Regions from separate parts of the Homo sapiens genome. Here all the other regions are linked to region 1. Evidence: chromatin loops called from intact Hi-C (ENCODE). Cell type or tissue: PC-9. All regions are shown on one strand.

Evidence for each region. Hi-C counts contacts between places; a loop is a spot of excess contacts. Peaks named below come from ENCODE experiments on the same cell type or tissue, not always from the same donor. Only the 100,000 strongest peaks of a DNase experiment are listed, where the experiment ranks them.
Region 2: a loop joins it to region 1, with 11 times the contacts of the local background. A loop is called at or near these places in 4 of 110 quality-filtered maps.
Region 3: it touches region 1 in a loop (4-fold over the local background); 10 of 110 quality-filtered maps call a loop at or near these places.
Region 4: a loop joins it to region 1, with 7 times the contacts of the local background. A loop is called at or near these places in 9 of 110 quality-filtered maps.
Region 5: a loop joins it to region 1, with 2.5 times the contacts of the local background. A loop is called at or near these places in 4 of 110 quality-filtered maps.

What each region holds. Positions count from the first base shown.
Region 1 is chr6:28,540,826-28,545,825 of GRCh38, reverse strand. TRR-TCG5-1 (tRNA-Arg (anticodon TCG) 5-1) reads left to right here and starts at 2,640; the gene lies at 2,640-2,712. LOC107986586 (a long non-coding RNA gene) reads left to right here and starts at 829. Exons shown (of 3, transcript XR_001744073.2): 1 at 829-914; 2 at 1,394-1,483; 3 at 2,626-2,765. RefSeq lists an enhancer at 1,270-1,852. In PC-9, CTCF peaks have their summits at 2,857 and 3,063 (motif pointing right); DNase peaks (open chromatin) are centred at 1,415 and 2,875; H3K4me3 peaks cover 3,332 bases; H3K27ac peaks cover 974 bases.
Region 2 is chr6:28,441,393-28,446,392 of GRCh38, reverse strand. It overlaps ZSCAN23 (zinc finger and SCAN domain containing 23), which reads left to right and starts at 2,902. Exons shown (of 4, transcript NM_001012455.2): 1 at 2,902-2,994. RefSeq lists enhancers at 2,720-2,799, 2,970-3,019, 2,593-3,103. In PC-9, no CTCF peak of the experiment used is centred here; a DNase peak (open chromatin) is centred at 2,872; H3K4me3 peaks cover 1,788 bases.
Region 3 is chr6:28,671,066-28,676,065 of GRCh38, reverse strand. It overlaps TRA-CGC2-1 (tRNA-Ala (anticodon CGC) 2-1), which reads left to right and starts at 2,159; the gene lies at 2,159-2,230. In PC-9, no CTCF peak of the experiment used is centred here; a DNase peak (open chromatin) is centred at 2,105; H3K4me3 peaks cover 2,018 bases.
Region 4 is chr6:28,486,937-28,491,936 of GRCh38, reverse strand. TRT-CGT1-1 (tRNA-Thr (anticodon CGT) 1-1) reads left to right here and starts at 2,871; the gene lies at 2,871-2,944. It overlaps LOC124901294 (a long non-coding RNA gene), which reads left to right and starts at 2,447. Exons shown (of 2, transcript XR_007059537.1): 1 at 2,447-2,573. It overlaps LOC124901295 (a long non-coding RNA gene), which reads right to left and starts at 2,207. Exons shown (of 2, transcript XR_007059538.1): 1 at 1,984-2,207; 2 at 950-1,565. In PC-9, no CTCF peak of the experiment used is centred here; DNase peaks (open chromatin) are centred at 1,926, 2,416 and 2,856; H3K4me3 peaks cover 2,422 bases; H3K27ac peaks cover 2,166 bases.
Region 5 is chr6:28,646,289-28,651,288 of GRCh38, reverse strand. It overlaps TRT-CGT3-1 (tRNA-Thr (anticodon CGT) 3-1), which reads left to right and starts at 3,009; the gene lies at 3,009-3,082. LINC00533 (long intergenic non-protein coding RNA 533) reads left to right here. Exons shown (of 3, transcript NR_135285.1): 2 at 2,223-2,393; 3 at 2,638-3,003. LOC105374996 (a long non-coding RNA gene) reads right to left here. Exons shown (of 3, transcript XR_926657.3): 2 at 3,817-3,884. In PC-9, no CTCF peak of the experiment used is centred here; a DNase peak (open chromatin) is centred at 2,978; H3K4me3 peaks cover 1,645 bases.

The sequences.
Region 1 (5,000 bases):
TTCTCTTGCTCTTATTTGTTAGCTTTACTAATTATATTTGTATCCATAAACAATAGATATTTTAGGATGCTTAGTTTGTAGTTTCTATAAATGAAATTATGCCATATTTTTGTGTTTTTTTAATTGAAATATCAAAATATCTCATTTCCTGTGACTTCTAGGTTTTTCTGCATTGCATGTCATTGCTTTCATAAATTGTTACAGCTATCAAGGGAAAATGTGTTAAGACTCTTAATAATATAATAATTTAATTTTAAATTTGTTAATTTTGCACACAAACAATCTGTTAAAGAAAAAACAGAAAGAAAAGATAGTTCTGTTTCTTCCTTTCTAAGAATTATAACTTTTTAACTTTCCTTTTGTCTGGGAAGGAATGGAAGTCGCAATTCCTGGTATACCACTTGTAGTCCCAATCTCAAGTAAAGTGTTTTAAACTTTTTACCTTTAAGAGTTGTTTTTTGTAGATTATTTTTATCTTTTAAAAATTAAGTAAAAGAAATTTCCTTCTATTTCTAGATTGTTAACAGTTGCATTGTGAGCAGACAGTGAAATTTATCCAATGTTTTTCTGCCTCTTTTGAGGTGAACTTATTTTTTTCCTTTAATTTCTTAATGTACTGAATCATAACACTGTTCTTCTCACGTTAAATTGACATCCTGCTTTTGGTATAAATCTGGATTTGTTATGATTTTTAAACATTGGTGGATTCAGCTTTTTTTTATTATTATTATTTCTGATTTTATGTTCGTTAATGAGATTGACCTGTGATTTTTCTTTCTCTCATTGTCTTTTTCTGGTTTGGTATTAGGATGAAGGTGAAAATGAGGTGAAAAGTCTTCCCTCTGTCACTACGTTTGGAAAAGTTTGTATCCAATTGAAATTATTCTCCCTGGATTGTTTTGAAGAACTTTCAGGTGAAAATATCTGGGTTTAGGACTTTCTCTGTAGGACAATTTTTGACTATTCAATTTATGTAACAGTTACTTGCTATTTCCTCTTGAATCGAATTTCATAACTGATAACTTTTGCAGAATTTACTGTTTTAATTTTCAAATTAATTGGGCAAAATTTTTTATACCATTGCACATACTGATCCATCTGCTGGATCATCTATTTGGCTTTTTTTTTTTTAAGAGAGAAGAGAGAGAGAAGTTTCGCTATGTTGCCCAGGATGGTCTCAAACTCCTGGCCTTAGGCAATCCCCCCCCGCCCCCCGCCAATTCCCCCCTCCAACTCCCCCCTCCAACTTCCCCCTCCAACTCTCCCCTCCACTCCCCCACCCCCCTACCGCGTCTTGGCCTCCCAAAGTGTTGGGATTACGGGCGTGAGCCACAACGTGCAGCCTCTTTCTGCACTTTTTTTCTTTTGAAACTAATTCTTTCTTATCTTTTAGGTCTCAAGAGTAAGTTTGGTTCCTAGGTGTTCACTGAACCCCTTCAGGCTGGGTTAAGAACAGATCCCTGCAAGCTGACACTTTGACCAGGTGGGTGAGAGAATCCGGGTGGTGCTTTCGTGGAGGGCAAGAGAAAGAGAGCGCAGCCTCCTCAGGATGCAGTTGCTGAATAGAAGAGCTTTTCAGTAAATATATGTTTCTCCAGCCCTTCTGGAATATGAAAAATCTGTGTAACAGACTTTGAGAGAGCCGGAAGCCAGGATGAAGAGGGAGGTCCCATAAAGACTCAAATCAGGCTCTCAAAGAGTTCCCAGTAATGGGGAATGAGACCACCAAATGCACCCCGTTGCTTTCACCACGCCTCCGGCACTCACAGGAGGGTGTCCACGCAGGCGTCGTTCGTTCCGGGGGCAGGCCTCGCGCGCGCCTTTCCTTCCTGTGTGTTTCCCACCGGCACATCACTAGTGGGAGGTCAGAATGCTGCCAGTCAAGGATGGCTGGGTCAAATGAAGAACTGAAATGAAAACAACCACTACGAAGTGGTTCGAACTGCAACTTTCCGGGCCTAAAGCCTGGCTCCTGCCCCCTCTACCACTCAGCGCCACCACCGAGTGGTTGCACAAGATGATACGCATTTTCTACATTATTCTCTAAGTGCCCGCTATACTCTTGGGCTTTTAACAAACGTCTCACTAGAGACTATTCAGCAGGGCCTAGTTTTGGTTACCAAGCGGAGCCAGGCCTAGGAAGATGCCTCTATTTAATGCTAATTGCAGCTGTTGCAGCTGAATTGGACGCCAAGCTGAGAAGGTCGCCTGAGGGGGTCTTTCTCGTTCACCTGGTGATTTTCATTTATTTCCAGAGGGTCTCAATGCTGAATGCAAACTGATCATGTGTAGTAGTGATTATAGAGAGACATTCAATGCTTTTCTTTTTCCCTTTCTTTACAACTTTTTGTCACCAGCTGAGAGAAGCAACGTGGTGCATGTGCAAAATTTGGTGTAACATTTGGTGTCAAGTTAAGGGTAGGAGTTTGGAGAAAATCCAAATACTCACTTTGCATTACCTTGTTATTGTGTGACACTGGCAAGTTATTTAGCTTTTGTATAATTTACACTATCTTTGAAATTAGGTTAACAACAGAAATCATGTCATATAAGTAGAACCATACAATATATATATAAAATCCAGGTTAATAGCCAATCTTACAACATTTCTCATATTTTTTGCAGTTGCTAAGCCATGGGACCACGTGGCCTAATGGATAAGGCGTCTGACTTCGGATCAGAAGATTGAGGGTTCGAATCCCTTCGTGGTTGATTCTCCCTTTTTCACTCTAAAACAAGACTGCACAACCTCCCACACCACAAAATTATAGCATCCAATTAATTTCCGAAAGTGAACGTGAATTCTCTGCAGTCCTTTCCCGTGGAAATGGGAAGTTGCATCACACACCTCTTTGGAGTTGCGAGTGATTCAGGTGGGGCCAGCACACCACCTTTCAGCTGTTTGTACTTTGGAGGAAACGCTTGGCCAGGCTGGCACACAGGTGCCTGGAGTCCGGGGTGGGATGGAGAAAGCGTGAGCCCTGGTCCGGGAGTATCCTCTTCCCGCCTGTTGAATGGGCTCAGGGAACTCAGTTGAATGCATCTTAAGGAGCTTTATTCACCTGGTCCCGCAGGGGGCGACCATCACGTTTCCACTGGTCCCCAGTAGGCGCTACAAGTTTGACTCGCAGACACACAAAAGAGTGTAACTTGAGAGCCTTGTCTTTTTGAGGTCAGTTTAAATATCGCCCCCTTTCTAAAATTTAGAGGAGCTGAAGAAACACACGCCTTAAAACCTGCTCATGATTCAGGTGGATGTGGTCGTTGACCGGAAGCTTCTTTCTCTACCGGAGCCCGCTCCTGGGTTCTCCCTCACGTCGCGGGGCGAATTAGACTGTCCGCAATATCTGAGGAACCAAGGTGTTAACAGAGACCTGAAAACAGGAGAAGAGGCGAGCCAGGAAAAGATCTTGAAGAAGAGGAAGCAGTTTCTCCAAAAGGCGAAAGAGAGCCTTTGTAATGCCCTTTATAATAAACCAGTGAAAGTCAAAACAATTGTCTGGTCAGGAAGATATAAAAAATAGAACAACAAAAAAAATTAAACCAGTAAACGTTAAAACAAAACAAAAGGGGAAAGAATCTGGCCAAATACATTTGAATACTTTTATGAAATGGAGAAATTATTAGGACGACATGACTATTAAGTACGATTCAAGAAGGAATAGCAATAATGAATAGTTAAACTACGAAATAAATTGAAAAAGTTGTCAAACATCTTCCTACTGAGAAAACCCCATGTCCCATCACTTACCCAGGGTTTACGAGGTCAGGAAACTGAGACCATCCCGGCCAATATGGTGAAACCCTTTCTCTACTAAAAATAGAAAAAATTAGCTAGCTGGACGTGGTGGCGGGCGCCTGTAATCTCAGCTACTGGGGAGGCTGAGGCAGGAGAATCGCTTGAACCCGGGAGGCGGAGGTTGCAGTGAGCCGAGATCGCACCACTACACTTCAGCCTGGCGACAGACTGAGACCCCTTCTCAAAACAAAAACAAACAAACAAGAAATCCAACAAGACACGATCTCCTCCATAGTATAGAAAAAAGAAAAAAGAGGGAAAAGACCCACAACTATACTTGCAGAATGGCTTCATGATATTTTTCCAGACAATGTACTCTAAACAGTTTTATTGAGGCATAATTCCCATGCAATAAACTGCACAAGTTTAAACTATGTGTAAGTTTTACACATATATGCAATCATATATGTATAACATGTGTAATCATGAAACGACCAGTACAATAAAGATAATGAACATAGACATCACCCCCAAAAGCTTCCTCCTGCCCTCTTGTAAGCCCTGTTCCCCTCTTACAACCAGATATGCTTTCCATCATTACATGTTCATAGTTTTCAGAATTTCATGTGAGTGGGATCATACAGTATGGACTCTTAAAAAAATTCTTTCATTCATTATCATTATTTTGAGGTTCAAGCAATTCTCTTGCCTCAGCCTCCTGAATAGCTGGGACTACAGGCACCCACCACCGTGCCCAGATAAGTTTGTATTTTTAGTAGAGACAGGGTTTCACCATGCTGGCCAGGCTCGCTTCGAACTCCTGACCTCGTGATCCACCCGCCTCAGCCTCCCAAAGTGCTGGGATTACAGGCGTGAGCTACTACGGCCAGCACTTTGCCAGAGACTTTTAAATGGTTGATTTGAAAAAAATAATTTTCACCAGTTTCACTTGGAAGCTGGTCTGCAGAGCTCTTTTCACTTCATGTTGAAAGTCAATCTCTGGAGGTACCTCTCATACATTACTCATCCCTGCATATATATTTCCCCTCCCTCATCCTTCCTACTTAATTTCATCATAATTCTAAATTCAGGGTTTATTGGTTATAAAAAATTATTCACAGCTGTGCTATATAGTACTATGATTATATTTCTTATGTGCCTTTTAGTTTTCTGCAAAGTTATTAACTGCCTTTTACTTTTTCTTTATCTTTTATGATCATGTAACCAATTCATTCTCAACTGATTTTCCTTGAATTTAAGC
Region 2 (5,000 bases), 99 kb after region 1:
CTTTGCTGTTGAGAGTACAAAATAACACAACCTCTACAAAAGTCTCTCTCTTATTGTTCATTGCAGCATTATTTGTTAAAGCAAAATATTGGAAGTAATCCAAATACCCACCCCCAAGAAACTGGTTAAAAAAATTATGGTACATCCACAGAATGAGTTATTATGCAGGTGTGAAAAAAGAGGACTACTTCAAAAACAGGACATTTCTAGGCTTTTCTGTTAGATGATAAAGCAAGGCATGAAAGAATGTATATAACATAACTTATGGGGTACAGAAGATAAATACTCATTTTTGCAAGAAAAAAGAGAAAAAGTAGGGAAGGGAGGAGGGAATGAAGAAGGAAGGAAGGAGAGGATAAATAAATAATGAAAATTGGGTATGAGTATATGTGGTAAAGGGACTGGGGATGGAAGCAGAACTCCTCTAAACATACCTTTTTATATAGTGTGGATTTTGAACTAAGTAAATGTTTTGAATTGTCAAAAAAATTAAAAAGGGATGAAAGCAAACCCTGAAATGGAATATAAACAGAAACAAATGCTCCTAACCATATATCGTTTAAAATATAACCACAGAGAAAATAATTAATTCAAATAAGGTATTTATACAGCTATACTCCCTTAATGGGATATAATTCAAAAACAAAACAAGCAAAGAAATTTTGAATTCTACATAGTAGATATGTTATTGCTAGTGATGTATTGGTATTATAATCTTGAAACTATTTTGTTTATAAGAAACTATTTTGTTTGAGTGAATTTATTTATGCTGTTGGGAGCCAGAGTTTTCACTGTGGGTGAAAAGAAAAAAAACAAATGTGCAACGGTGAAAAATGTAAAAGAATTCTGTGGAGTTGTTTTTGAACAGAAAGTATCTTATAAAATCCTCCATATATATATTATATATGTATATGGAGGATTTTATATCTGTATATAATATATATTATGTACATAATATATAGTATATAATATATTATATATGTTATATATAATACACATATATATAATATAAAATCCTCCGTATATAATATATAATATATAGGATAATATGTAATATGTATTATATATAATATATAATATATGATATATAGGATAATATATAATACGTATTATATATAATATATTATATATATAACATATTCATATATTCTAGCTCTTGTACACTGAAGGAGCCTAGAGGCAATAATATGTCCTAGTAGTGAGAGGTGAAGCTGGCTGGGCTTCCGGTTAGGGTGGGGACATGGAGAACTTTTCTGTCTAGCTAAAGGATTGTAAACACACCAATCAGCACTGTGTCTAGCTGAAGATTTGTAAATGCACCAATCAGCACTCTGTGTCTAGCTGAAGATTTGTAAATGCACCAATCAGCACTCTGTAAAAATGCACCAATCAGCACTCTGTGTCTAGCTAAAGGTTTGTAAACACACCAAGCGGCACTCTGTAAAGATGGACCAATCAGCACTCTGTAAAATGGGCCAATCAGCAGGATGTGGGCGGGGCTGAATAAGGGAATAAAAGCTGGCTACCACCCCCGCCCCAGTCAGCAGTGACAACCTGCTAGCATTGATTTTTGTGCTGTGGGATCTTTGTTCTTTCCCTTTTCACAATAAAACCTTACCACTTTTCAGTTTTTGGGTCTGCACTACTTTTAAGCATTGTAATGCTCACTACGATGGTCTGCAGCTTCAGTCCTTAAGTCAGCGAGACCACGAACCCACCAGAAGGAAGAAGCAACTGCAGGCACGCCACCCTTAGGAGTTGTAACACTCACTGCAAAGGTTTACGACCTCACTCCTGAAGTCAAGTGAGACCACGAACCCACCGGAAGGAAGAAACTCTGGACGCATCTGAACAGCAGAAGGAACAAAGTCCAGACACACCATCTTTAAGAACTGTAATGCTCACCGTGAGTATCCGCGGCTTCATTCTTGAAGTCAGAGCAGGAACCCACTGGAAGGAGCCAATTCTGGACACAGTAGACTGGCAGGAACCAATGCCAGACACAGTAGCAATGAGGTTATTCATTGCCCGAAATCCAGATCTTGGTTTCTATATACCATTTTTCACTGATGTACTGTAGCTTCATGAAGCAATGGTGATTCTAGGTTTAGGGTAGGAATAGTATAAAATGGGACTGAAATATCTTTTGTGAGAAAGTGAAGTGCACAAAAACTGTTGGGAACTTATCAAAGGACATAGAAACCTGTTTGTGGCCGGGTGCGGTGGCTCACTTCTGTAATCCCAGCCCTTTCGGAGGCCGAGGGAGCGGATCACTTGAGGGACAGGAGTTCAAGACCAGCCTCACTAAGGCATAGTGGTGTGTTCTTGTAATCCCAGATACTCAGGAGGCCGAGACAGGAGGATCACTTGAACCCGGAATGCGGAGGTTGCAGTGAGCTGAGATCGCATCCACTGCACTCCAGCCTGGAGACTTTGTCAAAAAAAGAAAAGAGAGGGAGCAGTGTGAAAGGGCTCCAACTGACCAAATTTTAAATAATTTGAGCATCAACATAATAATAACAGTAATTATTTGTAAAGGAATCCATGAGTTCATCGTGATAAAATGAGACGGCAGGGAAAAGAAAGGGTATTCTTTGCAGGAAATGGCAACTAATAAATGTAGAAATGTGCTTCAGTTTCCTCACCTGTTAAATGGAGATAATTGTACCTAACTCACAGGGTTGTTATGCGGGGTAATGAATTAATACGTGTTAAAACACTATGTTGGCCGTTATTATATTGCCGCGTGGAAGACAATGTGTCACCTAGTATCTCACTTAAGACTACAGACGGGATTCAGAGTGACGACCACAGAGGTGTGGAAACCTCCGGCCTTCCTAGAAGGAACACAGCCGGAACCGCTGTTTCGCGGAGAGCGGGCCGCGGTGACGCATTTCCGGCCTTTGTAGTTTATCATTCTTTGGGCTGCGGTTGTCAAGGATTCAGAGCAGATGTGATCTGCGCTAGGTGGCATCTCCTCTCACGGATGCCTCGGTGAGCTTCGGAGTCGGGCTACCGCTGAGGGGCTTCGGAAGGGCCAGTCTGTGCACTGCGACCTGGACTGGGTGTGGGGATTTGGCGGCAGGGTCTTCTTGGCCAGAGATGGGCCGGGCAGGTGAAGGGCAGAGGAGGTTGCTCCGCAGCCTGGAAGGGCTTTGTTAACCAAAAGTCAGCGTCGTTGCCCCTACCCCTTTCCCCCACCCTATGTCTGTTCCTGAGCTCTTCAACCTCTCTGCCCTGTACTGATGGCACTCTGAACTCTCCGTATCTGCATCTTAGGATTCAAATAGATTCGGATATGAAGAAATGTTTGTATTTTCCGATGTCTTATTCTCTACTGTGGACTTATTTTAAAGAATGAGCAGGGATAGTTTTAAACTATGCCACAGCCTTTCTTAGTCTAACTCACATAGTATAAAGGCTCTTGCTGCTATCGAATTTTTTAAAAGAATAAATAGCATCTACTATGTGCCAGCCCAGCACTGTTCTAAGCACTTTACAAATATTATCTGCTTCTCATAACTCTATGAGATAGACACTATTATTATGTAGACTACACCCCACCTCTCTGTCCCGCCCCTTTTTAAAATTAACATACAAGAAGAAAATGAAGTTAGTAACTTGCCCAAGGTCGTAGAGCGAGTAAGGGGTGTAGGCAGGATTCAAATACAGGCAATTTGGCTCCAGACTCCATTTTCTTAAAACCTTTGCTATGCTAACTCCACTCTGTTCCTATATTAGCTTTACAGCTATAACCCGGGAAGTTACTTCGCTCATTTGAATCCCGTCCTTCTTTTGTACCTCAGTAGTCCTGGGCTTCTAGTTAGGATTTGATTGGAGAGAATATATCTGAAGACGTATATCTTTCAGTGTTTCTGCAAACCTGATGAAACAGCCGTTTTATTGGTTTGTGTGCATGTTTTCACCCACTCATCTTGTTCTTTGAGCAATAGAAAAAGATTACAGTCTTGGCCCTAAGGGAAAGTAGCAACTATTAATTAAACTACCATTGTACCAAAATTGTACATTATCTTATTAAAAGATTAATTTGCATGTTTATATGCCAGGTTTTGTGCAAAAACACTTTGTATGCATTATCTCATTTAATATTCTCAACAAGTTGGCAAGGCAGTTGTTGACCTCATTTCATATATGAGCTTGAGGCTTAGAAAAATCAACTAACTTGCCCAAGATCACTGCGTTAAAATTCACAGATGGCCTGGCACTATGGTTCATGCCTGTAATCCCAGCACTTTGGGAGGCCGAGGTGGGCAGATCACGTGAGGTCGGGAGTTCGAGACCAGCCTGACCCATATGGTGAAACTCCATCCTACTAAAAATGCAAAAATGAGCCAGGAGTGGTGGTGGGTCCCTGTAATCCCAGCTACTCCGGAAGCTGAGGCAGGAGGATTGCTTGAACCTGGGAGGCAGAGGTTGCAAGTGAGCCGAGATCGCACCACTGCACTCCCGCCTGGGCAACAAAAGCAAGACTCTGTCTCAAAAAAAAAAAAAAAAAAATTAACAACCAGATCTGCCTGTGTTCTCTGCTATCTCATACTACCTTCTGCTTGTCTAAGGTAAATAAAATATATGGGCTTATATCAACTCTATGTGTGCACATGTGTATACATGTGTATATACGATTGCAAATGCATAGAAAAGGACACATTCCAGTATTTAAGACTGTTTATTTCAGGGTAATAGAACTTGGTGAAAGAATTCTATATTCCTCTCTACTTTTTGGATTTAAAAAAGGTTCTGAAGAGAAGTAATGGTACAAGATAAATTGTGACTGAGGGTGAAAGGTGGGACTCATACAGTACATGACATATGAGTGGGCAGTTGGAAGAGGGTGAGCTGAAATGGGTAAAGAAGACTTCAGAGAGGATGTGAGATTTGAATCAAGCTGCAGAGATTGGGTAAGGTTCGAATAAGGGAAGAAGGCAAGACCAAGCTCATGGCGCAGGGATGAGAAACGCCTGATTAGAATAATGAGAAGA
Region 3 (5,000 bases), 130 kb before region 1:
CCATGTCACTGTCCTGAGTCCATGAAGGTTTCATTCCCCTTTTTTTTTTTTTTTTTTTTTTTGCGTCTTTATTTTTTTAGAGCAGTTTTAGGTTCACAGAAAAACTGAGTGGAAGGTACTGAAATTTCCTATATATCCCTGCCCTCACACAGGCAGAGCCTCTTCCACCAACAGCATCCTGCACCAAAGTGGTACATTTGTTATAACTGATAAGCCTATATAGACACACCATTATCACCCAAAGTCCATAGTTCACTGGAGGGTTCTCTCTTGGTGTTGGGTAATTTATGGGTTTTGACAAATGTGTGATGACATATATCCACCACTATAGTATTATACAGAGCATTTTCACTGCCCTAAAAATCCCGTGCTCTGCCTATTCACCTTTACCCCTAACCCCTGGAAACCACTACTGTTTTTACTGTCTCCATAGCTTTACCTTTTCCAGAATATCATATAGTTGGAATCATAGTACATTGGCTTTTCAGATTGGCTTATTTAACTTAGTAATATGCATTTAAGTTTCCTCCATGTTAAGTTTCCTCCATGTTATGTTTCCTCCATGTCTTTTAATGGTGTGACAATTCATTTCTTTTTAGCACTGAATAATGTCCCATTGCCTGAATATACCACAGTTTGTTTATGCATTCACCTACTGAAGACGTCTCCGTTGTTTCCAAGTTTTGGCAATTATAAATAAAGCTGCTATAAACATGCATGTGCAGGGTTTTTGCATAGATATGCTTTCAACTCCTCTGGATAGGTACCAAACAGTGTGACTGCTGGGTCGTATGATAAGAGTATGATTAGTTTTGTGAGAAACTGCCAAATTGTCTTCCAAAGCAGTTGTATCATTTTGCATTCCCACCAGCAATGAATGAGAGTTCCTGTTGCTCCACATCCTCATCAGCGTTTGGTGTTGCCAGGGTTTTGAATTTTTGCCATTCTAAAAAGTGTGTAGTGGTATCATTGTTGTTTTAATTTGCATTTTCCTGATGATATATGATGTGGAAACTTTTTATATGCTTATTTGCCATCTGTACATCTTCTTTGGTGAGTAATCTGTTCAAATGTTTTGCCTACTTTTTAATCAGGTTGTTTGTACTTTTATTGTTATGCATTGAGTTCTTTGTATATTTTGGGTACCAGTCCTTTATCAGACATGTGTTTTGCAAATATTTTCTCTGTCTGTGGCTTGTCTTCTCATTCTCTTTGAGAGTGCGTTTCGCAGATCCGATTTTTAGATTTTTAATGAAGTATAAGTTATCAATTACTTCTTCCATGGATCATGTCTTTGATGTTGTCATTTTCGGTTTGAAGAGTCGCTGTTCTTCACTGTACAACATCTGAAGCAAGAGACAAAAACCTTTGTGCCCGCGGCTGCTGCAGGGGGGTCTGAGGGCAGAGAAGCGCTTTCAAAGGTTGGGGGCGTTGCGGCTGCCGCCGCCGGAGCGCCTGGCCAGGGCCTATCCCGGGTCCCGGGAAAGGCTGTTGCGTGCAGCTTCATTCTTCCGCGCAGCAGCCTTGCGGAGACTCAGAACGAGGTGCGGGGAAAGAGCTGACGGGTGGATCAAGAAAAGAGGGAAACAAGCAAACGCACCTTCTTAAACTAGAATTCTTGGTGAAGCCAGAGTTCCCAGATAAAGCTTCGGTGTCAGGTGAGCTAGATGGTATGTGTGGCCCGAGCCATTGCATGTGGGGAGAAAGGTCAGGCAGGATTTTCACGTTTTCATCTATTTGGACAGTTCCTTCTTCGAGCGGGGTCGAGAGCGAGAGGAGCGACAGCTCCCAAGGTACATTTCATCATTCAACGTACTCAGATGCAGGGAATTTGGGTTGCATTTTCCATGAGCCTTCGGCTAGCAGAAAATCTGTCAAAAGATCTTGAACAATCCCTTAATTCTTTCCGCCTGGGATTCAATTGCGCCAAGAGGACTAATTGTGCTAAAGCTATAAAAGTGTGCTTTGCTCTCAGTAACGACACAAGCTGGATGTTGTTAGTGTGTCCCGGAAGGAGGTTACTCAGGTGTAATCTGGGTTAGGCTTTAGGTGGAATTCATCCTCAGAGTTGGTCACTCCCTGGTCGAGCACGAGGTAATATAAAATGCTTCGCGTTTTTAACATGACAGGAATTCTCCGTTACAACCGACTTGTGCCAGGGGATGTAGCTCAGTGGTAGAGCGCATGCTTCGCATGTATGAGGCCCCGGGTTCGATCCCCGGCATCTCCAAGGCGATCACGTAGATTTTGTTTAATTCAGCCTCTGGAACAGAATATAAGAAAAACAAAGAAAAAACTATTTTAGTCCTTTCTCATTTTTGCCATTATCATTTCCTTTAAATCGATCAATTTCCTGTCTTTATGTTTGTTTCTCTTCTATTTGGTTGACTAGCCACACTCCATATTCCTGTTTCCTGGAAACTTCCAAGGTGTTTTATTATGTGGTGAGTAATACAAAGTCAGAGGGACAATTCAGAAATGTACTGTTCCTATGAATGCATCCAGGAAGAGGGAATAGAGCTGAATATCCAAGAATGTTTTAAGATCTACTAAATGAGGCCCTAATCCATTCCCAGTCTCCAGTGAAAAACTATCAGTAAAAATAAAATGTCTCCGTATCATAGTTTTTTTTTTGCGGGGTGGGGAAAGTGGAATAGGATGGAAAAGAGGAAAGTAGCATGCTTTTTTTAGTTTTAGTATTCAGGTGGGAGTTGCTTTCAACTTAAGGTCCACTCTATCACCTTAAGATAATGTAGATCTTGTCCTACAGTTACTAACCTGGTAACCATTTTCTCACTGCACGTTTTCAAGGTTTTTGTGTGGGAAAGCTGGTCATAGAACATTTGGGACATTTGGGAAAGTAGTAAAGGTTAGAAATAGCCTGTAGAAATGGAAGGCAGAGTTGGTTAGAAACTCACAACAGGTGGAACGCGGTGGCTCACGTCTGTAATCCCAGCTACTCGGGAGGCTGGGGAAGAAGAATCACTTGAACCCGGTAGGCAGAGGTTGAAGTGAGCCAAGATGGCGCCACGGCACTCCATCCTGGGCAAAAAAGAAAATCATAACAGATTTCCTGACAGCACTGAGAACCCAACTGAGGTTGCATTCTGGGCAACTGTAAGTAAATGAATTTTTAGGTTTATGTTATTTCTGCATTGCACTTATGTTCATGCTTTGATTCATTTGAGTGCTTTGGAATATTGATAATGAATTTGTTCTGTTGCTTCAGTTCACATTTAAAGATACACCAAAAATGCCAATGAGTATTTCTCTGCCATTGTTAAGAGGAAATAATTAAACATGATAAAAAAGAGAGGATCACAATAATAGTGAAATATTACAACGAAACATTATAAGAGGAAATAATGAAACATTATAAAAGCAAGGATCACAATAATAAGAAAACATTACAAAAAAATTAGCCAGGCATGGTGGCAGGCACCTGTAGTCCCAGCTAGTTGGGAGGCTGAGGCAGGAGAATCACTTGAACCTGGGAGGTGGAGGATTACAATCAGACTTGAATTTTACAAAGTTAATTCCATAAATAATGTGGAAAATGGATTGGGAATGGTGGTGAAATAAGATGAAAATAAGACTAGTTCAGATATTACTGGAAGAGTCCAGAAGAATTTTGGTGGGGACTTTCACTGAGAAGTAAATGTCAGAACATGAAGACCTGTCCTATGACCATTCCTTAGGAAACAGAGTAAGAGTAGCCAAATGCTGGAACTTTCCCAGGGGCCTGAACTGTAGACTTTTCCCAAGAGATTGATATCCAGCAAGATCTACCTCAAGGATGAAGCTATCTGTCTCAATCTCTTAATTTCTCAATTAACCTCATTTCCCACTCAGTTTTCTACTTCCAATGGGATCTTTTGGACTGTGGGGAATGTTTAATTTACTTGGAAAACATTTGATTTGCTAAACTTACTGTCTCATATTCCTGCTATCCCAGTTACCACTCTGGATATATGTCCCTCTAATTCTCCACCTATACCTTCATCTCCATACCCCTGTGTTCTTCTGTTTCAATAATGTAGACTTGCAATTTGTCTCTCTGCATATTTCAACTCCACTCTTTGTATCTCACATTTCCATGTTAACAACCACAATCCTTAACTACTTATCCAAATGTTCCTGCATTAACTTAAACCTAGATCTCCCTAATGCATTGCTATTTAAATTAGAAACTACACATTCTCCAATCTCAGGATCAGGAAATAGGTTAGTACCTTCTGAGGCCACATTCCAATTTCCAAATCATTGCATTTCATTTTATTTTATTATTTTTTGAGACTGAGTCTCACTCTGTTGCCAGGCTAGAGTGCAACCTCTGGCTCACTGCAACCTCCACCTCCCAGGTTCAAGCAATTCTCCTGCCTCAGCCTCCCAAGTAGCTGGGACTGCAGGTGCCTGCCACCATGCCCAGCTAATTTTTTTGTATTTTTAGTACAGAATGGGGTTTCACCATATTGGCAAGGCTGGTCTCAACCTCCTGACTTTGTGATCCGTCTGCCTCGACCTCCCAAAGTGCTGGGATTACAGGCGTGAGCCACCGTGCCCAGGCTTCTATCTGCATTTTAAAAACCCTATTCTGGGTTGGGCACAGTGGCTCATGCCTAGCACTTTGAAAGGCCGAGGCAGGCAGATCACTTGAGCCCAGGAGTTTCAGACTTGCCTGGGCAACAACATGGCGAAACCCTGTCCCTATAAAAAACATACAAAAATTAGCCAGATGTGGTGGCATGCGCCTATAATCCCAGCTACTTGGAAGGCCCAAAAGGGAAGATGGCCTGAGCCTGAGGAGGTCAAGACTGCAATGAGCTGTGATTACACCACTGCACTCCAGCCTAGGCAACAGAGTGAGACTCTGTCTCAAAACAAAAGCAAAAACAAAAACAAAAAAATCCTATTCTGGCCACGTGCAGTGGTTCATGCCTGTAATCCCAACACTTTGGGAGGCCAAGGCAGGAGGATTGCTTGGAGTCAGGAGTTTAAGA
Region 4 (5,000 bases), 54 kb after region 1:
CACTACCACCAATGCGCGGAGACCGGTAGTGGCCCCGAATGTCTGGCTGCGCTGTTACTTATTGGATACAAGGCAGAAGGGGCAGGGTAAAGAATGTGAGTCATCTCCAATGATAGGTAAGGTCACGTGGGTCACGTGTCCACTGGACAGGGGGCCCTTCCCTGCCTGGCAGCTGAGGCAAAGAGGGAGAGGAGACAGAGAGAAAGACAGCTTACGCCATTATTTCTGCATATCAGGGACTATTAGTACTTTCACTAATTTACTTCTGCTATCTAGAAGGCAGAGCCAGGTGTACAGGATGGAACATGAAGGCGGACTAGGAGTGTGACCACTGAAGCACAGCATCACAGGGAGACGGTTAGGCCTCCGGATAACTGCGGGCGAGCCTGACTAATGTCAGGCCCTCCACAAGAAGTGGAAGAGCAGAGTCTTCTCTAAACTCCCCCGGGGAGAGGGAGACTCCCTTTTCCGGTCTGCTAAGCAGCCGGTGTTTTTTCTTGACACTGAGGCTTCTGCTAGACCACCGTCCGCTCGGCAACGGGCGTCTTCCCAGACGCTGGCGTTACCGCTAGACCAAGGAGCCCTTCTGCTGGCCCTGTCCGGGCATAACAGAAGGCTCGCACTCTTGTCTTCTGGTCACACCTCACTATGTTCCCTCAACTCCTATCTCTGTAAGGCCTGGTTTTTCCTAGGCTATGATTATAGAGCGAGGATTATTATAATATTGGAATAAAAAGTAATTGCTACAAACTAATGATTAATGATTTTCATATATAATCATATCTAAGATCTATATTTGGTATAACTATTCTTGTTTTATATTTTATTATACTGGAACAGCTCGTGTCCTCTGTCTCTTGCCTCGGTGCCTGGGTGGCTTGCCGCCCACAAATAAGTAGAATCTGGCTAGTGTGTGTAAGAATAACAAATTCAACAGAACCAAACAAAATTCACTCCAATAATTCCATTTTATTTTAAGTATCAAAACTCATTATTTAACAAATACCACATAGTGGTTTCATGACTTCTGTGGCTAAACAGGCTAGAACCTCCACACCCCAAGAGATTAGAGCCTTCATCCAGCGCTTTGGACTGCTTAGCCACTTTGCCTCCACGAAAAGCAATTATTTTAGAACGTTGTGTATATTACCTTCTCTATTCCCTTTTAACATACACTCATCAGGAATTTCATGTCCTCCAAACTGGCAAAAGTAGAGTTAAAATTGTGTGCACAGACCGTCTCAAAGATTCCCACCTGCCAAACATCCATCCTGATTATCTACCCTGTTATGAGTCCTCCCAGATATTGAGAAAAGACAGAATTCTTTTCGGGACGTTCATTGCCCCTCTCTCCAGCCAACCAGGACCCAGGAGACCCGAGTTTCGGTCCCAGCGCTGTCTTTTATGTTACCCGGGTGTGAAGCAGGAGGTAGCCTTTACACCTGGGAGAATAAAATCCATTCGCTTCTAGAAAAATCAGTCATCGAGAAAACGCTTGAAAACCCCCATGGACGACCTGGCTCTGGGACTGAAACGGCGCTTAGTTGACGTCTCATTTTTGCCGGCTGCGTTTAGGAGTAGGCAGCAGAGAGTTATTTTTAATGTGCACAACCAGAAAACAGAGGACGTCCCCATCCCCAGCCCCAGCCTCCCATCTACCCACCTAGGATTCGAGTGCCTGCTTTTTAATAAAGTCCTTACTATGAAAGACGTGGAAAGAAACGTCTGTACAGACAGATCTACTTTTTGCTCAATGTGTTCAGGGCCTTAATTCCCAAAGTCCAGGACGGGAATCCTTTTGCGTTATGCGTGTCTTCGCATACTACCGGGCCCAGAGAGGCTGTGTCCTGCCCTCTCCAACCCCACGAAAGCGTTCTGGGCGGGTCCCGGGTCTCCCCTCCCCAGTCCCAACCTCCTTGTCCCTCAACCCTCAGTCGTCTCAGTCCCCGCCTGCCCTGGGTGCCCTGGGCCCCGCAGACGCACCTGAATTCCCCCGGCCCTACGTAGGGCCTGCTCCTGGACGCGGAGCCGAAATCGGTTCAAAGCCTGCGGGCGGGGCTCCTTGCAGGTCCCCGAAAGAATGAGAACCGGGACCCCCCCCCCCACCACCGGGACGTGGAAGGACGGGTTACAGAGGAGAACGCGTTATCTCCTCTGGGAGGCGATTTTCAGAACTTACTGCGGGAAAAAAAAAAAAAAAAGAAAAGAAAAAAGAAAGAACCCCCCCCCCCAAAAAAAAAACAAGCCCAAGAGGAGCAGAAGAAAACAAAGGGTGGGAGAAAACTGGGACAAATTACTTTTTCTTGGTCAGTCTTCAAGTGTCGACCAAACTCCTTGAGGCCAAAGCAGTGGAGTCCTGCTCCCCGCCCCTCCCCCACCTCCGCACCCCTCCTGAGAGGCCCCACGTGACACAGAACTTTACTGGCCTCTTGAAAATGACATCACAAGACCTTAAGAAGAGCTAAACGGGCTGCCACCTGTAGCTGAAGAGTGCCTTAACGCCGAGGCCCACGGCTCCATGCGAGAGATGCCTGTTCCTTCTCTGATAAATTTGGCAGCTTCACGTACCCTAAGTGAGTGACTTTCAAGATTCAAAGGTTTTTTAAAATTATGTATAGATATATTCCTTTTAATCGTCTTCACGTATTGTATAGCTTTCTGTAATGCTCTTTCTTGGATTAATAGAAAAATCCTTTGACACTGTAGACTGCCGAATACGTTTCCCCGTGTATTCGTATGTCTTCAAAAGATACTGAGGAAATGAAGTGTTTCTCGAGTTGACATATTTTTTGAAGACAGCAGATAACTAACTAAACTCATTTTGTCAAAGTAAAATGAGATAGATTCACCTCTAAAGAGTGCTTCCGCGTGGCTCTATGGCTTAGTTGGTTAAAGCGCCTGTCTCGTAAACAGGAGATCCTGGGTTCGACTCCCAGTGGGGCCTGATGTTTTCCAGAGAAAATCAGCTGTTTCTGAAAATTGTTTTCTTGACGAAGAACTGCGTCCTCCCACTAATTGCCAAACATTCTCACCAAACTTAACAGCAGTAGAACACAACTGGATAAATCCCAAGTTGTTTAACTGCATCCTGCTCAGATTCCTTACTTTTAAAAAGTAAATTTTTAGGAGGAAGACAATGCAAATGCAAAAAGTGCGAAAGAATAATGCATGTGACCCACCTCAATCAATTTCGTATGTCTTGCTTTAAACTGTGGTAAAATGTTTTTGAGCACTTACAATGTGTTACAGTTTAAAGCATGTAGATAACTGTTGTAGGCATGCAGATAAATAAAATCTCTCTAGATTCTAAAAATCTCCAGCTCTATAATTGAATTCATAAGATAAGAAATTAATGAACAACAAACCCATTAGTAGCTACAAACAAAAATTAGGACATTTGCAGGGGCATGCTTGCCTTTTTTTTTTTTTTTTTTGAGATGGAATCTCGCTCTGTCACCCAGGCTCCAGTGCAGTAGCGATTCTCATGCCTCAGCCTCCAGAATTGCTGGGATTACAGGTGTGCACCACCACGCCCAGCTAATTTTTGTATTTTCATTAGAGACAGGGTTTCACCATGTTGGCCCGGCTGGTCTCCAATTCCTGCCTCAAGTGATCCGCCTGCCTCAGCCTCCCAAAGTGCTGGGATTACAGGTGTGAGCCACCGCGCTTGGCCTGTTTTTTTACTTTTTAATGAGAAATATTCACAATGTGGCTACTATGTTACTCTAAGTATCATAAGTAGCAACGTAAAACATTGGAAAATTGTCCCTATGTTTGGACCTCACTGCTGTTCATTTTGATTGGGACCTTGTTGAACTAGGTCACATCGGCTGTATTCAAACCTCAGCTGCTACATTTGATGGCTAAGGGACCTTTAGCAAATTGCTCTAGCTCCATGGGCATCACTTTCTTCACATGTGGAATGGAAATAGTAATAAGCCTACCTAATATAGTTGATGGGAGAGCTTGTTGAGTAAGTATACAAAATATTTTAGAAGGATATTTGGCACCTAAACAAGCAATAAAGTTCACTATATTGTTGCTTTTTATAATTTTTCTTATTTATTGAACAATTAGGGACAAGTGTTTAATCCTTTTACTCTGAAACTGCCTTTGCAAACCTATGACAGTAGCATAAATCTGACATGGCTGTGGCTGACTCCATCTTGCTTCTAGCCTCATGGGCTGGCTGTCTTCTCTCATTTCTGGGCATGGACCAAGTTAACTGTGGAGTCCTAATTGGGAAAAGGAGTCAGACTGGCGGGACCAAGGGAAAGCAAGAACAGAAAGCAGATAAGCTATAAGTCTGCCTTTCTTCATGGTCCAGGACACATAGCCCTCTTGTACAAACAACTCACAATCTTCCTGTGCTCAACTATCACCACACACCTGCAAGGCAGTTCATTTCAACTTTGGCATTATCAGTACTGCACAAAGCCCTCTTCAGTTTACAGCATAAACCCTATTCTGTAAAGTCTCCAGCAAGCCTTTGTTTCTTTGCAGTCAGCTTCTCTCATGCTGATTTAGCCATTGCTTTCTTGCAACCTATTTTCATACTTTCTCTAATAAATCTGCCTTTCTAGGGTCTTTGCAGAAGTAATCAAGTTATGATGAGGTCATTCTGGATTAGGGTGGGGCATAATCCAGTGACTGGGATCTTTACTCGAAGAGAGGGAGGTTTGGACACAGAGACACAGACATAGTGGGAAGACGGCCCTGTGAAGATGGAGGCAGAGATTGCAGTTACTGGCCACAAGCCAAGGAGTGAGACTGCCATTGCAAAATTATAACTGAGAAAATTATTACAGTAAAAGAGATCTGACCTAACTGACTCCATCTTGCTTCTAACCTCCAAGCTGTCCTTGTTCATTCCTGGGTGTAAGCTGCAGTAACTTTGGGAGGAACTTAGTTTATAGTTTAACTTTGAAACAGGATGATAACAGCCCTTTCCCAAAGCAAACCCCCTTCCTGCCTAGGGACTAGACTGCTTTTGTAGGACT
Region 5 (5,000 bases), 110 kb before region 1:
GTGTGTATGTTCAAATTTCCATCCCCCTACTTTTTTTTTTGAGATGAAGTCTCGCTCTTGTCCCCAGGCTGGAGTGCAATGGCGTGATCTTGGCTCACTGCAACCTCCGCCTCCCAGGTTCAAGTGATTCTCCTGCCTCAGCATCCCGAGTAGATGGGATTACAGGCCCCTGCCACCACGCCCGGCTAATTTTTGTATTTTTAGTGGAGATGGGGTTTCACCATATTGGCCAGGCTGGTCTTGAACTCCTGACCTCAGGTGATCCACCCACCTCCGCCTCCCAAAGTCCTGGGATTACAGGCGTGAGCCACCACTGCACCCAGACAAATTTCCCGTTTTTATTAGAACACCAGTTATATTGAATCAGGGGTTCACTTTACTCCGTATGACTTCAAGTTAACTAATTACCTCTTTGATTACCTTATTTCCAAATAAGATCACATTCTGAGGTACTGAGGGTAGGATTTAAACATGAATTTTCAGGGGACTAACAGCTACTAACTAGTAGTATAGTAAATCACCCTATTCTCAACAAAGAAAGCATAACTGAGGGTAATATGAAGTCACTGCAGTTGTGACAAATCCCCACGCTCCAGTATTGATATTCATATCCCTCAGTCAGCTGTCTTGGATTCTGATGTTAGTTGAGCACTTTTGCATCAAATTGGCTGGAGATCTCATGTGAATTATTTAGCCTTTCAATTCACTCACATATTTTTTTTTTCTTTTTGAGTGCAACTCTATTTGGAGGAGGATCCCACTGGGCTAGTGATATGGTTTGGCTGTGTCCTCACCCAAATTTCATCTTGAATTATAGCTCCCATAATTCCCACATGTTGCGGGAGGGACCCAGTGGGAGATAATAGAATCATAAGGGCTGTTTCCCCCATACTGTTCTCGTGGTAGTAAGTCTCACGAGGTCCAATAATTTTTTTTTTTTTTTTTTTTTTTGAGACGGAGTCTCACTCTGTCGCCCAGGCTGGAGTGCAGTGGTGTGATCTCGACTCACTGCATCCTCCACCTCTCGGGTTCAAGAAATTCTCCTGCCTTAGCCTCCTGAGTAGCTGGGATTACAGGCGCCCACCACCATGCCCGGCTAATTTTTGTATTTTTAGTAAAGACGGGGTTTCACCATGTTGGACAGGCTGGTCTCCAGCTCCTGACCTCAGGTGATCTGCCTGCCTCAGCCTCCCAAAGTGCTAGGATTATAGGCATGAGCCACTGCGCCCAGCCATATTCTTTATTTTGTTTAAATATCTTGGATTAACTTGAACGTATTCTAGGTGTGTTCAAGTACTAATTGTGACATTAGGGGGGAAAAATCTATTAGGACTTTTTCCAGCAAAAGTCAAAAAGAAATTTTAAAATTAGTTGAACTGGGCAATGTCAGAAATATACCTAAAACAAAGTATTATGCTTTGAACTTGATTACTGGGACCTGCTAGGCACTCAACTATCACATTGTACTTCTTTTATTGTGATACTGTTTCTTGTTTGATTTTTATCATCTGGCTACCTTGTGCCTAGTTGTGTCTACAGAAGTTATTTCAATGCCTGACACATAGTAGGTATTCAATACATCGTTCTTGTTGGAAAAAACTTGAACAATATTTCCCTGGACATGATGCCATCCCAGTTATATTTTAGTAACTGAAGTTAGTACAATCCTGATCATAAACAATTCAGCTGATTCAAATTCAGAAAGGCTATGATTCCTGGTCCTTATGATTTTGGGGGATGTTGCTTCCCAAACTCAGTAAATATACAGTAACTCTTAATACAGTAACTGTTAGTACAGGTCTAATCATAACAGTTTGTTAATCTATATTAAATTAAAACGTGACTATCTTGGTTAACAGGAAAATAAGTTTATATTCACTACAAAAACATTCTGAATGGGATACGAAATGGCAATGCTCCAAATTTTGGCTCAAGAGAGGAATTAAGAAAGACTTTAGGATTCAAGGGCATTATCCGGCCCAGAGCCCCTTACAGCCTTTGCCAGGTTAAATAGGGAATTTTGTAGTCCTCCCTGTTGTCTTTTTAACATGGCGGGGAAGCTGGGTAATGTGCAGAGACGCTTGCTTTATTTGGTGAACTCACTCCCTCACTTTGGCACCAGCCTCAGTACTAAGCAAAGGCAGAAAACTAGGATACAATCGTTAACAGTTTCAGAATGGATCTTAATTTGGGGATTTTTCAATCAATTAATGTTTGTTTAGCTTCTACAAGGTGCGGATCCATAAGGAAGATATTAGGAAACATCTAATTGAAGCTTGAAGAACCAAAATGAGGAAGGCAGAATTAGGAAAGACCCTGTCCGGTGACGCCTCCCCTTCTGGTTTCCATCTGTGCCCCCTCTCAGGAGCCGCGGGAACACAAGCCTCGAGCAGGCAAAGTCTCTTTGGATTTGAAATACAAAACCGTTAAGTGAGCTCCGACCAGGTCGCCTCCCAGCTGTCGCCTGCTTTCTCTAAAGCAGTGATCTGGCAGCTGTTTGGAGAGTCTGAACGCGTTAACAGTTTTTGTTTTTCAGCGCATCCGTGTGCTATCTTCTAATTGGCCAGAAAAGCCATTAATGTGATGAAAATTCTGAATGATCTGTTTTGCTAGAAAAGCTTTTCACTCCACTTTTAGAATCCAACCACTTGATGATTCGAAATCACCGCAATGCCATGGAATGTAAAAACTGCTCTCGCCACGTCTAGAGACCGATGCCTCTTCCTCCGCTGGGAACATGGTTCATCTCCACTCTCCGATTTCACGGTTTTATTTGCCCTCTGGGACGCGCTGACATTGTTCTAAGCACATTTTCTAAGTGATTGTGTGAGTGTGGGTGTGTTTTGTTGGACTTGAAGGGAGTCTAATTTCTAGAAGTTCCTTTCAGGAGTCTGCCTTTACTGCAAAGTTGATGTATTCGAAAACACAGTAACTCTTAATGGCAACAGAATTTGTCACCTAATTAAGTGCAATTCGGTCATAAAAGAAGCCACAGAATCAGCACGGCTGGCTCTGTGGCTTAGTTGGCTAAAGCGCCTGTCTCGTAAACAGGAGATCCTGGGTTCGAATCCCAGCGGGGCCTTAGGGTGTGCGTGTTTTTTTTTCTTTCCCCCTTTAATAAGGGCCGTCTGTTTTTGTAAATTTATCACAATTTTTAGTCTATAATCCTTAATCACAATATCAAGTCCACTGCATAGAGCTTTAATCTCTCCAATCTCTCTTCATTACACCTGCATCCTCAAAGACTATTAGTTTCTGATGATCTCCCAGACAGTTATATTGGAATTTCACCAAACTCAGGGGTTCAAGTTCAATCACGGATAAAAAATCTCTAAAATAAAATTGTAAAACTTTTAATTCAAAACATTAAAAATATATTCTTCTGGTTTCTCAAACTCCATGTTAACCTTGCTTAAAGTCCACATGGATGAAAAATGGTTGCAATTTATGGAACATTTACTAAGTTGCACTTTGTGTATTTTCTCACATGCTTTTAATTCCTAGAATATTCACTGAAGTAAACATTATTATGCCAATTTTACAGATTAAAAATGAAGTATCAGAAGGAAATAAACTTGCCCAAATCTTACAGCTGATAATCAAGCTAATATTTAAATCCAATATTTCTCAGTTACTTAAGTCAAAGTTATTTAAGTCAAAGTCTTAAGTAACAAATAATATTATTTATAAAAACAAACAGTATCCAGTGTGATTTAGAATAATGGTTCTTAAAATTTTATGGCACATGAACTCATTACATTATCTAAAAAAAAATTTTGTCTATAAACACACAGACACACACACACACAGACTTACGGACAAATTTTGCATATTCTTTTGAGATTTTCTCTGACCTCCTTAAGTTCTTGGGTGTCCATGTGCCACTGAAAAAAATCCATGACTTTCATAAATCAATAAACAGTAAATCGCAAATGAATGTTCAGAAAAAATAAGCTGTTTTAGGGACAGGGGTCATATTTTATTTCTTGACATTGATTTTTATAGTACTATCACTCCCTTCCCTTGGTTGATTTAAAGTGGGTTATTAGAAGCAGATTTCCCAACAGGAGTGTTATGACTCTGAGCCAGCATGCCAGTTTCAAAAAGTTATATTTCTGGATGTGAGATCACTGAAGTGAATTCTGAAAAGAATTCTATGTGGTCCATAAACACCTCTTAAAGCTAACTTCAAGCAGTGGAAGATATGCCTTCATCTGTTTTATGTGATAATTACGGAACTCTAGTCATCCCCTCATTCATTCCCAAAATTATTAATTCTATGCCTACTCACACCAAGGTGTGGAAAGGTAAACTGAACAGGCCTGGTCTCTATCCCAAAGGAGATAAGAGCTTAGTTGGGGGTGGGTGAATGGATAGAAGTTATTTATATAATGACAAACATAACATTGTGGCTATGATAAGTGCTGCAAAAAAAGAATGACTGTGATTTAGAACACACCGATGGGATTTGGTTTCATCAGGGAGATAAGAAGAGAGTCTTCAGTTGCAAAGAAAGAGGACAGCATAGGAAAGGGAGACAGAGCATAGGAAAACCCAGGCAGAGGAAGTTGGACAAAGTGCATTGGACTGGAAAAAAGCTGGTATGAGTACAGTGGGAAGGCCATGGGCAAGCAGCCTGAGAGATGGGATGCAGAAGGATAGGACGAAACTGTGTCAGAATTTTAGAGGCCATGCCAAGGAGTTTTAATTTTATATTAAGAGCAACCAAAATCCATGTGTAATTGAACATAAACACATTTCAAAAATTATGAGTGAAGAAAAAAATATAAGGTTTCAGATGTATTCTCCTATTTATTGTGTTCTTTTCAGAAAATAAATTTAAAATTAACTAGAAAAGCAGATAACCAGTAACATAATCAGAAGTGGAGAAAGTATAAATGTAAGAAATACTTAAAAGGAATTGGCATCAAGTTTTAGGGGGAAAACCCCCCAATTGAGAAAAAGCCTATATCTGCAACCTCAGGGGAGTTATTGCTCAC